2 separate regions of the Mus musculus genome follow, and region 2 is linked to region 1. A link is a loop called in an ENCODE intact Hi-C map of the cell type or tissue named here. Cell type or tissue: gastrocnemius. All regions are shown on one strand. Each heading gives the region's core, and the rest is flanking DNA. Links, peaks and the distances in the headings are about the cores only. Region 1 overlaps Ptprj (protein tyrosine phosphatase, receptor type, J). Region 2 overlaps Ptprj (protein tyrosine phosphatase, receptor type, J).

Region 1 (6,710 bases), core at 1,046-5,045:
AAGTGTGCACGTGCCTCGCCTGCAGGAGGACGGCCATGGCATCCCAATAGCAAGAAGAGCTGCTTGGATTTTATTCATAGAGGGGATCTGAGCAGCATGGGGAAACAGACTGCTAGATTTCGACAGTCACAGTACCAAGGATTCTGTCCATCTTTCTATCAACGCAGCATACCACATACACTCGGGTGCGTGTGCTGACCCATGTTTAAATCCCTGGGGTGAGTCTCACTTGACCCACCGAAGAGTCTTCGGGGTGCTGTTGAATCGGGTCCCCGACCTTTCAAGGAGGAACTAACAAAGTCGTTTATTAACATAAACCTCCCTCTTGGAACAGCTTTTTGCCACGTTCTGTATGTTTTGAAATATGTTTTTTCTCAAATGTTTTAATTTCCTTTTCTTTTTTTCTTGCATTATTGATCTGTGAGCCTGTTATATAAGAGCATGTTGCTAGTTTCCAAATGTGTGTAGTTTCCAGAGTTCGCAATAGCTGATTTCTAGGTTTTACTTGACTGTGAGAGATGCTTGCAGTGGCTCCCTGAATTCTTAAACTCGTGAGATGTCCTGTGTATCCTAAAATAGGTCTATTCCAGACAGTGCTCCATCTCCAGTGGAGAAGAATGTGCATTTCCAGCTCCTGGGGAAAATACGTGGATGTGTCTCATAGGTCTCTTTGGTACAGAATGGAACTGGAACTCAGTCAGCACTGTGGGTAGCTGAATCTGGGGTTCACAATTCAGGACACACCCTTCTGAATGTAAAGTAAACACCTTCTCAATTTCCCACCCTACTGCCTGTCACGGGGGTAACTCTATAGCTTTAATCCAGACATCGATTCTGGAGTCTGCACCTAAATCCCACTCCCTGTAAGTTATAGACTAAATGATGTCATCCCCCAAACCCATACATTAAAGTACTCCATATACCAGTACTTCCAAATGTGTGCACACTTGCAAGATAGGGTGTCAAGGGGTTAAGTCCAAATGAGGTCATGAGAGTGGGGGGTCTCTCCCCATAAAGCTGCCATTCATATAAGAAGAGCAGATTAGTATGTAGGCAGGGGCTGGAGGCAGCACCATGATGACACAGCTCTCAGGGCTGAGAGAAAGAACCTCCTGAAGTGTGGGGAGACAGAATGTGGCGTGATCCTGAGGGTCACCCAGCAGACTAACGCAGAGCCCCTCCCGTGGCTCTGGAGTCCTTAGTTCCCAGGGAAAGCCTTCTAGGGTAGCTCTGGAGTTTTGTTCCCTGCCATGAGCATTCAATAACACTCCACCCTCTGAGCTAGACTGCACTAGAGCAGTGAAATTCTGCAGAGCTCCAGCTATTCTCCAACTTATCTACCAGGCTGGCTCACGGGAGAGACAGTGCCTGCCTGTGTGGGCACCCCACTGTCTGTGAAAGTTCTGCATAATTACTGCTATTAACAAAGATTTGCCTTATTAGAGGGGTTCAGCAAGCTCTGCCCTCCTTGGGGAGACCAAGCCAATCATTTTATCTCAATGAGTCCTAGGCTTTGGGTTGTTTTTTGGTTGGTTGGTTTGGTTCGGTTTGGCTTTGCTGGAAAAGAAAAAAAAAGTCCTGAATTTTAGGGGCAAAAAATGCTACCATTTTTTTCCCAAAAATATACCTTTTTTTAAAGTAGTAACTACTATTATCCTCCTACAGAAACAGTAAGGTCTTGATCCCAGAACAGTGCTTTCAGCTGGATGTATTTAGCTATATAAACCATCGTCACCATAATATTAGGCAGGCATCTGTATTTATCTTGTCTTCCTACAGACCAGGAAAAGTACCCAGCTCCAACTGGGACTCAGGCCTCCACACAGCACTGGAGGGCCAAGAGGAAAGGAACTTTGTATAACTTACCTTTCAAAGGATGCCAGAACTTCATATGTATCGGGCAAGTACGCAACCATGAGCTATAGACTCACTCCCAGGCTGACACGCAAAATCAAAAAATATAGGAGGCTATCTCTGCTTTCCAAGAATTTCTATAATCCCACAACACCATATTGTAAGTGTAGTAAAACAGCAACATAAGAAAGTGCTTGCAAAATAATACATATCACATAAAATAGAAATATTCAGTATTACAGTTTCAGTATATTTATCTCACACATGGGTGTGGGCTGGTGAAAGAAAATCACAAGAAATCCAATGATTTTATGAGCTGGTGGTTTAACTATGTCCCCCAGGAAGCCCCCAAACTCCCTAGCTCAAAAGAATCTGCTGACGTAGACTCCCGAGGAACTGGGAATACAGTGCTATATCACCGTCATTCAGTTGAGAAAACAAAGAATTTTTATAGTTGTGGTTAAACAACTAACTGAATGCTCCTTTCACTTACAGTTTCTATCTTCATTGTATTTTGGGGGGGTTGTTATGTTTCTATATGCATTGATGTTCTGCCTGCATGTCTGTGCAAGGATGCCAGACCCTCTGGAACTTGAGTTACAGACAGTTGTGAGCCACCGCTGGGAATCGAACTCAGGTCCCCTGGAAGAGAGGCTAGTGCTCTTAACCACTGAGCCATCTCTCCAACCCCATAAGTGGATTCTTGTTATCTTTTTTTCCTGTGATTTTTTCCCCCCATGTTAGCCATTAATGCAACTGTGTCCACTAGGGGGCAGTAGCAAACAACACAAGAATGGAAAGGAGCAAGGTACTCACCCGCACCTGCGCACAGGACCTGTAACGGAAAAGAAAAGGGAAGTCAGCAGATCCATTCAACCGTGAAAATGCAAATCAGAAGCAGAGCAGTTGGGGGTGGGTATCGAGTGCACGGGAGGCAGACGGCCATGGAGAGGGCGTCCTGGGGCTGTAAATACAGGGAAAGAGCAAGTCAACTATACAAAAGATTAACTGGGTTCACTGAGGCCATGGGGCTGCTGACTACATAAACCCAGTGTTTTTCACAGCTCCGCAAGCCAGTGCTCCCTCCTGCCCCTGGGAGGTGAACTGCCTTACAGAGAATACAAAAGGAAATGCAGGCCACAAGCTCTTCCCTTTAGCCATGTCCAGGGCCAGCCTACTGTTAAAGCCATGGCTGAAGTGCAGTCAATAGGTTTGTAATCTCTCACTATACAATAGTAACCTTCTTTAGTCTATCAGTAGAGGGCAATCAGTTTCTAATTATCTGGTATATAGCTTTGGGAAGGAGCAGAATGTGAGGCCTTACAGATTTAGTTGGCAATGTTAGTCTTTCGTTTGGGAGCCAGGGAGTCCCTTCGGCGGTTCTCACTATCATCCATACCATACATTATTTCCCCAAAGCCTAATGTAATTCAAGGTCGCAAATCCCATTGTCTCTTAAATACATGCTTTTGGTAATTGGAATTTCCAAAGTATGGTGACTGAGAAAAAGAAAATAACCAAAAGAAGGGAAAATGCCCCACAATTCCCTACTGCCCTCAGATTAAAAATCCACCCTTAAGTACCCAGCAGGCTCCTCTAGTCTTGGTGACACTCGTATTCTTGAAGCTGATTTCCCCTTAGGACATTTAAACATATATTCCCTCTTGCAAAATCAGTGCCCCAAAACTTATTTTCTAGGGCCTGCCCAAAAAGGCCACCCCTTCAGAAGTCTCTTCTATAACCAGCCAGGAAAACTAAACCACCCTCACTCCTTCACCACTGTTTCCTCCACAGGAGCAGAAACACTGTGCATACAGTAGGTGCTCAATAAGTGTCACAGAAAAGAACCAATTAGCTGAGATGGAACGGAATCCCCAAGGTCCCCCAAAACTTTCTACCATCTCCTCTCTCAAGCTTAACCTTTCTTAGCTCATCTGAGCCAGGCAATATGTCAACAACACAGTCTAGGATGGACCCAAGGGGAGGGGGAGAACACAAGAGGCCATGCCAGCACAAGGAAGCAAGTGTATTTTGCCCAGTTCAACTACAAAACCATCACTCTTTAGGATGGTGGCTTCTGGCACCTGCCCATAGTACCCGCCTTGGTATCAATACAGCGTTGCCCCTCCTGGAATCCATTCATCTAAGGACCACCTGAAACCATCCTGCCCTCTAGCTGTTTGCCAAAAATGAGGAAAAGAGACAAGTCTAAAAGTAACTCCAGTCAGAGAGCACTATCATAAATATCCCAGTAGGACGCACCCGCAAAGGCCAAGCACGCGTCTAAAGCGCCAATGCCGCAGCTAGCAGCCTCTTTCGTCATCCCAAGAAAGAGGACAGCAGCAGCCACGCCCTCAGAGTCAGGTAAACAGTACTGCCTGCAAAAGCAGAGTATCATCTGTTGGAGTTAAAAAGGAATCACAGCTCGGAGTCCCTGTGCTCAGCATGTTGACGTCAATTCATTCAGAGCACTGACTACCAGGCTCTGTTTAAAATGCTCCCAGACACAAACTCAGTCTTTCAAACGACTCATTAATAAAGAGGTGAATGGCAGGCCTGGATTTGAACCGTGGTACTCAGACTGCAGAGTCCCTGTGTATAACTACCAGCTCTGCCACCTTCTAAGTGGAGAAAATTACTAGTGATTAGTGAAGACTTAAAAGTTAATTATAAAAAATATATCAGCATGTTCCTTTCCCATTAATGATGATGATGATTTTTAAAAACATGGTAAGGGTTCCCCGTGCTCTGAGGCAGACTGGATAGACAAGGCAGGCTGGGTCTCTTTGGAGCTCATGGTGAAGCAATGGCCACTTCAAAGCACATGGTTATCTATCACCTCCTTGCCAACTTCCCTCTCCACCTCTGCGCTCTCGTCCTTGAGTCCTTGGACCTGACTTCCAAATAATGTCAGCCCTTTCCTTGGAAGCCACGGGAACTAAGACTTGGCCTAGCAAAATGGTATCAAGAGTCTGCAAAAGATAGTACAATGAGGTACACGGGGGGGGGGGGGGGGGGGGGGGGGGGATACCATGCTGCTATGGTGGATTTCATGGGGTCTGCCCGTGATGCCTGCAGCTTCACAACATGTTGAAGAGCACCAGGAAGAGGATGAGCAGAACTTGAACCTTGAGCTAAGTCAACCAATACCTCCAGACTCCTTGCCAGGAGAGAGCAACCCTGCTGACCACGCAGCTATCTGCTTTTGCACCTGTTAACGATAACAACTTATGCTAGTTCACAGGACAACGAGGGGTGACTTTCTCTTAACCTGAATCTGCACAGCAGCAATCCTGAAAGGCCAAGGACTCCTCTCCTGGGATCAGCCCAGGTGAACAGAAGGCACAGCCAGGACCTCAGCGTCTTTCACAAACCAGATAAAAAGATGGCTGTAAACAGCACCTGCAAGATACCTGGCTAGAAGGGCACTTCACACATACTTTTAAAAATGACATCAACAGAAAGTCCACCCTTCCAAACAGAAGGATGCGGTAAGCCTGATGCGGGATGACAGGAGACAGGTTCCCAGGCCCAAGAAGAGTACCCCAAGGTTACCGGCAGGAAAGGGAGTCTGGGGACAACTTCCCTGCTGACAGCTGGACATGGTGAGGAGCACAGCTCCTGCTGCTCCCGGAGGAGGAGCTGAGACTTCCCTCCCCCTGGAATCAGTCTCCGTGGCACAGGGAAAACAGTAAGCATTCCTCAGGATTCCTTCCGGGAGTCCAGGAGTCCTCAGCGTGCCCATGCCCAGATGGCTGTGGTGGCAACAAAAATGAGCATCTCCATCCACAGATAAGGTCTGTGCTGCTCGGGTTACACAGCCCAAGATCAGAGACTAGCTGTGTCCAGAGGAGAAAGCCCAGAGAGAGATGCTGCAGACCCGAGACAGGACCAGCGCTTTCCACTCCCCACTTCCCTCTGGGCATAATGAGGTATGCAGAGACAAGCTTGAGGTCTGACCCTTCTCTGAGTCCCCCCACCCCCAGCCTTTCCCTTGTAACCTAGCAGAGCTGTGATACAGAGGACTAGGGAGTTTGACCTGGGGCTTAGGGCTCGAGGGGAACCAGACATCTCGGCCTTTGCACCAGGGAGCTGTTGAAGGCGTTGCAGAAGTGCGATTCACATAGCCAAAAGGGAAAAATGTACCCAATAGCTATACATACCCAATAGCTCTACAAGAGGAAAATCACTAGATCAAAAAGAGGAACGGGGCACTGACTCCTGATACGTGAAAGAATCTCAAAAAGATGGCACTCCGGGAAAGAGGCCGGACACGTGACTGTTCATGTATATAAAATATCCAGAACAGAGACTCCACAGAAGTGAAACATAGGCCGGGGGCCACAGGGGCTGGGGAGAGACAAGGCCTGGTTACAAATGAAGTCTACGTAAACTGGGTTTCTTCATGGGATTCTAAGCGAGAAGAGCTGACAGAGGCGCAGGGTGGATGCACTAAATGCCGCTGAGACACACTTCCAAATGGTTCCTCTGACAATTAAATCTGGTCTTTGCCCAGCCCCTCCCCATCCTGCTCAAGGAGGGAAAGGAATCTTCTGAGGAGGAAAAGAAATGAGGAAGGAGAATAAGAGAAGGAACCCTGAGTTCTTCCTGCTCTACAACCAGGCCGCAGAGACCTCACTGGGAACACGGACCTAAACCTTTCGAAGTCTCCCCAGTCCACATGACAACACCACACACCAAAAGAGACCCTTTAAGTCCTCCTCTTCCCCTCTCTGGTGTGAGTTCCCCATTATCCCAGACTCCCTCAGGCTATAAGCTTTGGAACCCCTAAATGCACCCCTATACACACACCCTTCGTCCTGGATCTCCCATGGTTCTGATCCCCCCACTTCCGT
Region 2 (6,710 bases), core at 979-4,978, 68 kb after region 1:
ACTCACCTAAGCTGTAATGCCTGGGCTGTCCTGGTCTCAAAAAAAAAAAAAAAAAAAAAAAAAAAAAAGTCCAGATTTCTAACTTTTCATGAATTAGATAATGGGCTCACTAGGTCCACGGGCTCAGGCTGGGCACTGGGAGAGGACAGTGAGGTAAGTAGACGTGAAGTCAGAAACAGAACCACACGTCAGTTCTGTTCCTCACTGAAAGAGAGACAGACACATCTCAGGGTTCACACCACTATCAAAAGCACAAAATGGAAGGATAAACCATAGGACTTTGTGTTTCAATCAAGGTGGGGCAACATAGAACTCAGGAAAGGAAGGTTTCCTTTGTGTCTGATCTACAAGTCCAGGCAGCTGTGAATGAAAAACCGTTAACACTGGATTCCCTTCTCTTCTACCTTCAGGGCCCCCTCCATATCCATTCACTACAGACAGCTACAGTCTTTACAAACTAAGTAAGTAAAATAAAAAATGTTATTCTCTGTACGGTCAAGGCCAGCCAAGGATACATAGTGAGACCCTGTCTCCAAAAAAGTTTTGTAAGGAAAAGGTTACAAACATGCCAGGTGCTTTCAATATGTAATCCTACTTCATTCACAGAATCTTAAGGCATCGGTCAGAGATGAAGAAACAAAGGTTGGAAGCTGGCTTGTCCAAGGTCATTGTCAATAAGACAGAAGCAGGCAACATGACGCTGGCTTTGGAGAGTGCTGGATCTACAAGGTGTTCTTTTCCTTTCCATGGAAGTCTGAGGTACCTCCCTCCTCTTAGCTCTAGCCTTCTCTGCGGTTACTCCTGACTCTCTATCTGAGTCCCCTCACAGCCATACTGACTCTCATTGAGTCTACTGGTCAACCAGGAAACCATACCTTTCTTTGCCTTATTCTTTTCACTGCTCTTAGGGGCCAGATGACCATTAGCATCTACTGAACAGTCTTCCTTGATCAACAGGAACAAAGCCACAGGCCTGCTGAGATGCTCAGGAAATAGAGGTGCTTGCTGCCCAGCCTGACAGCCTGAGTTGGAGTCCCCAACCCCATGTGGTATGAAAGCTTGCTCCTGTAAGTTGTCCTCTGGCCTCTACACCATAGTGCAAGCAAGCAAGCAAGCAAGCTTGTTCTATTTTGTGGGATTCAAGTCCACATTATCAACAATACAGACATTCTGGCCAGCCAAATCGGCATCAGAACCAAATGCACACATGTTGCTTGGTAGCCTTTCCTTTCATGGGAACAGTCTTGCCCTGGAATGTCACCATATCTCAACTCCTTCTGACTGTATTTCAAGGGGATTCTGAAGTTCACCCACATCTAACCATTGTCCTGAAATCTTGATCCAAAGGAGCCCTTAAACCACCCCATGCTAACTCCTGTGCTGGGTGGGTGCATACTTTGTATGCTACGGAATGGAGTCACATGAGTTTACAAGCCTACAGTAATGACAGCCTAGCCCTTAGTCATATATTGTCATAGCCCCAAAGGATCCAAGCAACCGCTTAAGCCAATTGAGGAAATAAATCCTAAGCTGAGAGTCTCATTAAAAGTCACCTGGCTGAAAGAGGTGGAGCTAGTGCTGAAATCCAATTCTCTAGGCTCCTAAACCACACTTCTTATGATGACACACTGCTTCTTCTCACTGTCTTTGGGGGTGTACAAGCCTAGGCCATCCCTGCATGCTTACAACCTTAAAGGACATACGGACACCATCATGGTGAGTATGCCATAGCAAAAGGCAAGCATGTAGAAAGCCATCCTAGCTGAGTCTTAGAGGTTTCCTTGGTTCTGTCCCTTCATTCGGCTCCTTACAGGGTCAAGTATAGAACCAATATCTTAGCTTTCAATCCCTTACGAGACACGAAGCCACACTGTGAGCCATGCAGTAGGAGGAGACAGACAGTGTTGCCATAGTCTGAAGCAAAGTTAGATCTGCTCTACCTACCTGCTCACACTTCTGCTCCAGCCACCACCCTAGCCCTCAATTCTCGGCAGACCTTCCACAGCTTCCTCTTGAGTCAGTTCTCTATTACCCAACATCAAGCATCTAACTAAAAAAAAAAAAACTTCATTGACAGTTACCAAGCCCTGAGGGGCCATGGTAATGAGTCAGATGTGAACCTTCCACAATGACCTCATCATCTAGAAGACCTCAGGCCTCTGAAGAGCCATGATGTATGATGCAAGTGCTACGCTAGAGACACAGGCAAGTGTCATGGAGGCTGAGAGAGAGTCATGACTGATTACAGATTTACAGAATGAGGAGGGCAGCCCAGTTCTGGGAAAGTGTGTCTATGTGTTGAGCCTTTTGAAGGCAGAGTTGGGCGGGGAGGATTTCCATAATCTGGAGGGGGGTGTATTCCAGGAAGATGGGACAGCATGAGTAAAATCGGGGAAGGGAGAGCCCACGGGCATGACTCGGAACACCCACTGGTCTACGGCAGCCTGTAGCCTGCCTGGGGTATCTGGAAGGATTGAGAAAGAAAACACCAGAGTAGGAGGTAAAGGCCACACAGTGAACCCAAAGTATTGCTTATATTCTGTCCCTCCTACGCAGCACTGAAGTCCCAAGAATGTGAGGCAGGGAAATTCAAACTTGTAACAGGAATGAGGGGGCAGCATTAGAGACCTGGAGGAGGGATGTGAAACTTAGAAGGCTTTCTTGTAGGCAAAGAACTTGGTCCTCATCATCCTTGCCCCTCCCTGCAGTGCCAACTCTGCCTGCTCTGCACATCATGTCCATCTCCACAGTGACGCTGGCATCTGACCATCTGGATGATGGAATAACATCCATCTAATTTGGCCCTGTGAGGGAAGGAGGGAGGGAGGGAGGGTGTGTGTGTGTGTGTGTGTGTGTGTGTGTGTGTGTGTGTGTGTGTGTGTGTGTTTACTCATTGGTTCATTCCTAGGTGACTTGTAGCCCTTACAAGCCCCCAGCCCCTGTTCAGGGGCCAGCAGACGCATTGTTGAATTGACCATCTGTTTTTGAAACAACAGACATCACATTGGAAACATGGATCTTCTGCGGCTACACTTTTACAAGACAACAAAGAAGCTAACTGGCAAATGTTCCCTTTAAGCAGAGTTCACAACCCATGTCCATTCCCTTCAAGACTGAGAACCAATGTCCACTAGTCACTTGGCATCTTTCAAAGGGTATCTACCACACCCCAAAAGATTTGCAAACTCCTGTCATATGTAGCTTAGTAGAGTTGATCCTTCCAGATCTTGGTGTTTGCCCCTCACTCAAACCCTACACCCTATCTATAAGATCAAGCAGTGACAGCCCAGCACCTCACTTCTTCCACTATACCTTCAGGCCCAGCCAGATGGCACCACTAAGGGAAATCAGAAGGCACCTCCAGGGGACTGGGCAGCAAGCCTAGGAGAAACCTAATACCTTCTAGTGCCACAGGACTCTTTACACTTGGACTCCTCCTGTTACCTACTGTGTGTCAGACCTTCCTAGCAGGGCTCAAAAAACAACTGAATGAGACAGTTCTGCCAGCCCTGGGAAAACTGCAGGTATCCCTGGTTTCGATGCCACATGGATATAGGAAATGACAGCACAGTTCACGCGTAAAGCTTGCAATCCACACACACTATACAACCAAATGTTCAGCCGTCTCCAGCTAGCAATCCAGGCAGCAGGCACAGTGTCCCAGAACCAGGTAAAAGGGCCGCATGCTTACCCTTATTAGCATCAGCCATTTGTGATGATTCGAGAATTGACTCCACGGCTCTGATGGTTATTTAAAGAAAGAGTTGAACAAGGTAGAAAAGAAATATAACTGTGCTTCATCTTCAGCGAGCAAGCAATCTCACTGGAGAAAGAAACATCAAACCCTAGACACAGAGTAATTGAAGGTGTGGGAGGAATGTGAACAAGGGCAGGGTGGGATGGGAGGCCTGCTGGAGGAACTGCTGGACCTGGGTTTTGAAAGAGGGCTTTAGGGTTAGCAGGGAGGTGATGTAGGATGTAAAGAGCTTGACACACAAACCTGAGTCCAGATCCCACATTTAAAAGGGGGGCGGGGGGTACACAGCACACACGTCTGAAACCCTTGCACTCCTTTCGGAAAGACAGAGAAGCAGACATATCCCCCAAACTCTCAAGACAGTTAGCTGTGTTAAGCAAGAGAGAAGGCAAGGATAAACACCTGAGGTTCTGCACAAAGGCACCACAGTATGCATGTCCCTGCACTTACATACGTGAACACACATGAGGGATGGGGGTGGGGGACCTCTTTGGGGCACATGAAGTGACCCAGAAGAGTACAAATAATCAAAATTCTTGTTATAACCAAAAAATGTATAGCATCATAACAATTTTTTTTTAATTTTAAGAAACATCAAATTTCACTTTATTGCTCTTATTTATGTTATGGACAGCAAAGGTACAAATACCAAAGCAGGTGGCAGTCAGAGGCCAACTTTGAGGGATCAGATCTCCCCTTCCACCACGTAGGTCCTAGGGATCAAACTCAAGTTGTCAGGCTTGGTGGCAAGAGCCTTCACCCACTAAGCCAACTCAGCCAAACTCCACTTTAATAAGAGCAAAGTTCTAAAACCCAGGGAACAGTCTGACTCAAAGCCACACATTTAGCCTGTGAATGGTTTTCCACTTGGCAAGTCAGTTCCTCATCGCTGTGTGATAATGCCAGTGAGTGAATGGGCAATCAGATCGGGGAAATTCCTAGTGATCATCAGAATGGAAAGGAAAGAAAAGGCAAGGAGGAAGCAAGAGGAGCTGTTGGCAAGGCCTCCTAAGTTCTGGCTCAGGCAAGCACTGCTCAGATCAAATGAGGAGAATGCCTGTAGACCGTGTTTCCACATTCGGTTTTCTTTCTGTGATTCACCGCTTGCTCTCTCCCCCCAAACTCTGGTTTCCTTATCCAAATATCTCCTGTAATATGAGATATTTGCATCTCCCTAATAAGAAAATCACTTCCTAACCTTTTGGACAAATTGCTAAAAGCAGCCACCACATTCTTGCATACTCTATTTAGCTGTAAGCCATACTATGTAATCTTGAGTCTTCAGATTCCTCTCCCAAAAAATGCCTACCCAACCCATCCCTGCCAGTCTCCCCCCGACTCACCCGCAGACCTGTACCTTCTGCACAAAGGATCCTTGGGTCGTTTCACTCAGCTACTTCCGCACTCATAACATACACACACACACACACACACACACACACACACTCACACTCACACACAGGATCATTTTTTCTCTCCAGCCAAAATCCATTACATGAAATAAACCTTGTAATTAGAGCAGGCACAGAGTCTAGAAGTTTCTATCATGTGCTCCTGATGCTGCCTCCCCTCTTTCCCTTTACTGCGGAGTCTAAGGAAGTACTGCTTAAGTCGAATTTCTTAGTTTTACAGGTGTGAAATCAAAACCTAAGAGAGGAAAGGGCCTGGCCAGACACGCAGCTTAGACAGCAGGCAAAGCCAGATTCCAGATTCAACAGACCAATGATATTCTCACTGACCCACACTGCATCTTAATCATCTTATGTAACCAACACATAGAAAGCTTACCATGTGCCCCGAACTCCTCTGACATGTTTAATTCTCACAACAACCTGATGGCAGACATTCTATCCTCCCCAGTTTACACTGTAGGCACTAAGACACAGAAAGGTTAGTCACTCATCCACTGTCAACAGGGCCAGAAGATCGGGTATGTGAACTCAGGCAGCCTGGCTCTTGTGGCCAGGGTTCTCAAGTCATCTCACAGAAGCACTTGTGGACTAGAGTCCTAGACTGTTGATAAATGCAACATATGTAAAGATTTCACCTGAAAAACCAAAGTCTTATAAAAATGAAGACAAAACCAAATGATAACACTAGAAACTGCTATGGAAGACCAGGAGTGCCAGGCTTACAGGAAAGCTCCAGTGTACACATCTTCTGCAAGTGGTGGCTGCCTGCAGTGTGCTGTGCACATTCATTTAAACAGTGGTCTTCATTTTATGATTTATTCTTGATACAGCTGTCCTTCAGACAGACCCATTTTTAGCTTCATCCCTACATGTGATGCCCCCATGAAAGCTTCTAGAAAGGGACTAGGCACAAAGCCTAACCATTTATTAACAGTTCTGTGCTGTGGCCAGCATCCCCTCCCATCACAGAACAATAGTGTGTTCATTCATTCATTCATTCAAAAAAAAAAAAAAGCCAGCCTGCTCCATTGGGAATCATTCTGCACCCAACCCTGGTCAGATCATCTAAGGTGAGTTAGCCAAATCCCCTGGCTTGTCATTGTTTGATTCACTTGTCCCCGTGCTGCTGAGCTCAAACACCTCCGCACCAATGAGAGGCAGAAAAAGAGTCTGGTGCTAAGATATAGCCCAGTGTTGTTTCTAGAAGCACCAGGCTAGAAGCTAGCAATGTGGGAAATACCTGCAGTGTGGTTTTCAGATGATTTTGAAACCAGTGTCTGCTCGGCTGCTCCCACCTCCAGCAATGAACCATGACCAGCCGCAACGTGGGCCCTTGCTCTGCAGCCAACAGCACCAAGTTCAGGTTTTTAAAAAAAACATCCAGATGTGAGCGTCACAGAAGCAGGCATAGCCCTAAGCTCAAGGAACTCTAAATGACTTACTATGGAAACAGGCCATGGCAACAGGTGAGTGACATCCCCGTAAGAATAAGAGACAAAAAGCATTCCCATTGGCCAGGTCAATACTCTCTATCACTGCCA

Evidence for each region. A loop is a pair of places that touch in the nucleus more often than their neighbours do. Peaks named below come from ENCODE experiments on the same cell type or tissue, not always from the same donor. Only the 100,000 strongest peaks of a DNase experiment are listed, where the experiment ranks them.
Region 2: a loop joins it to region 1, with 2.5 times the contacts of the local background. A loop is called at or near these places in 2 of 42 quality-filtered maps.

What each region holds. Positions count from the first base shown.
Region 1 is chr2:90,472,301-90,479,010 of GRCm38, forward strand. Ptprj (protein tyrosine phosphatase, receptor type, J) reads right to left here. Exons shown (of 24, transcript NM_008982.6): 2 at 2,671-2,689. Among named protein-coding and RNA genes, the nearest start is that of Olfr1274, 75 kb to the left of the region's middle. In gastrocnemius, for the core only: a CTCF peak has its summit at 2,613 (motif pointing right); a DNase peak (open chromatin) is centred at 2,669; H3K4me3 peaks cover 418 bases; H3K27ac peaks cover 358 bases.
Region 2 is chr2:90,540,773-90,547,482 of GRCm38, forward strand. The region is part of intron 1 of Ptprj (protein tyrosine phosphatase, receptor type, J); the gene reads right to left. Among named protein-coding and RNA genes, the nearest start is that of Ptprj, 36 kb to the right of the region's middle. In gastrocnemius, for the core only: a CTCF peak has its summit at 3,311; DNase peaks (open chromatin) are centred at 2,765, 3,446 and 4,739; H3K27ac peaks cover 571 bases.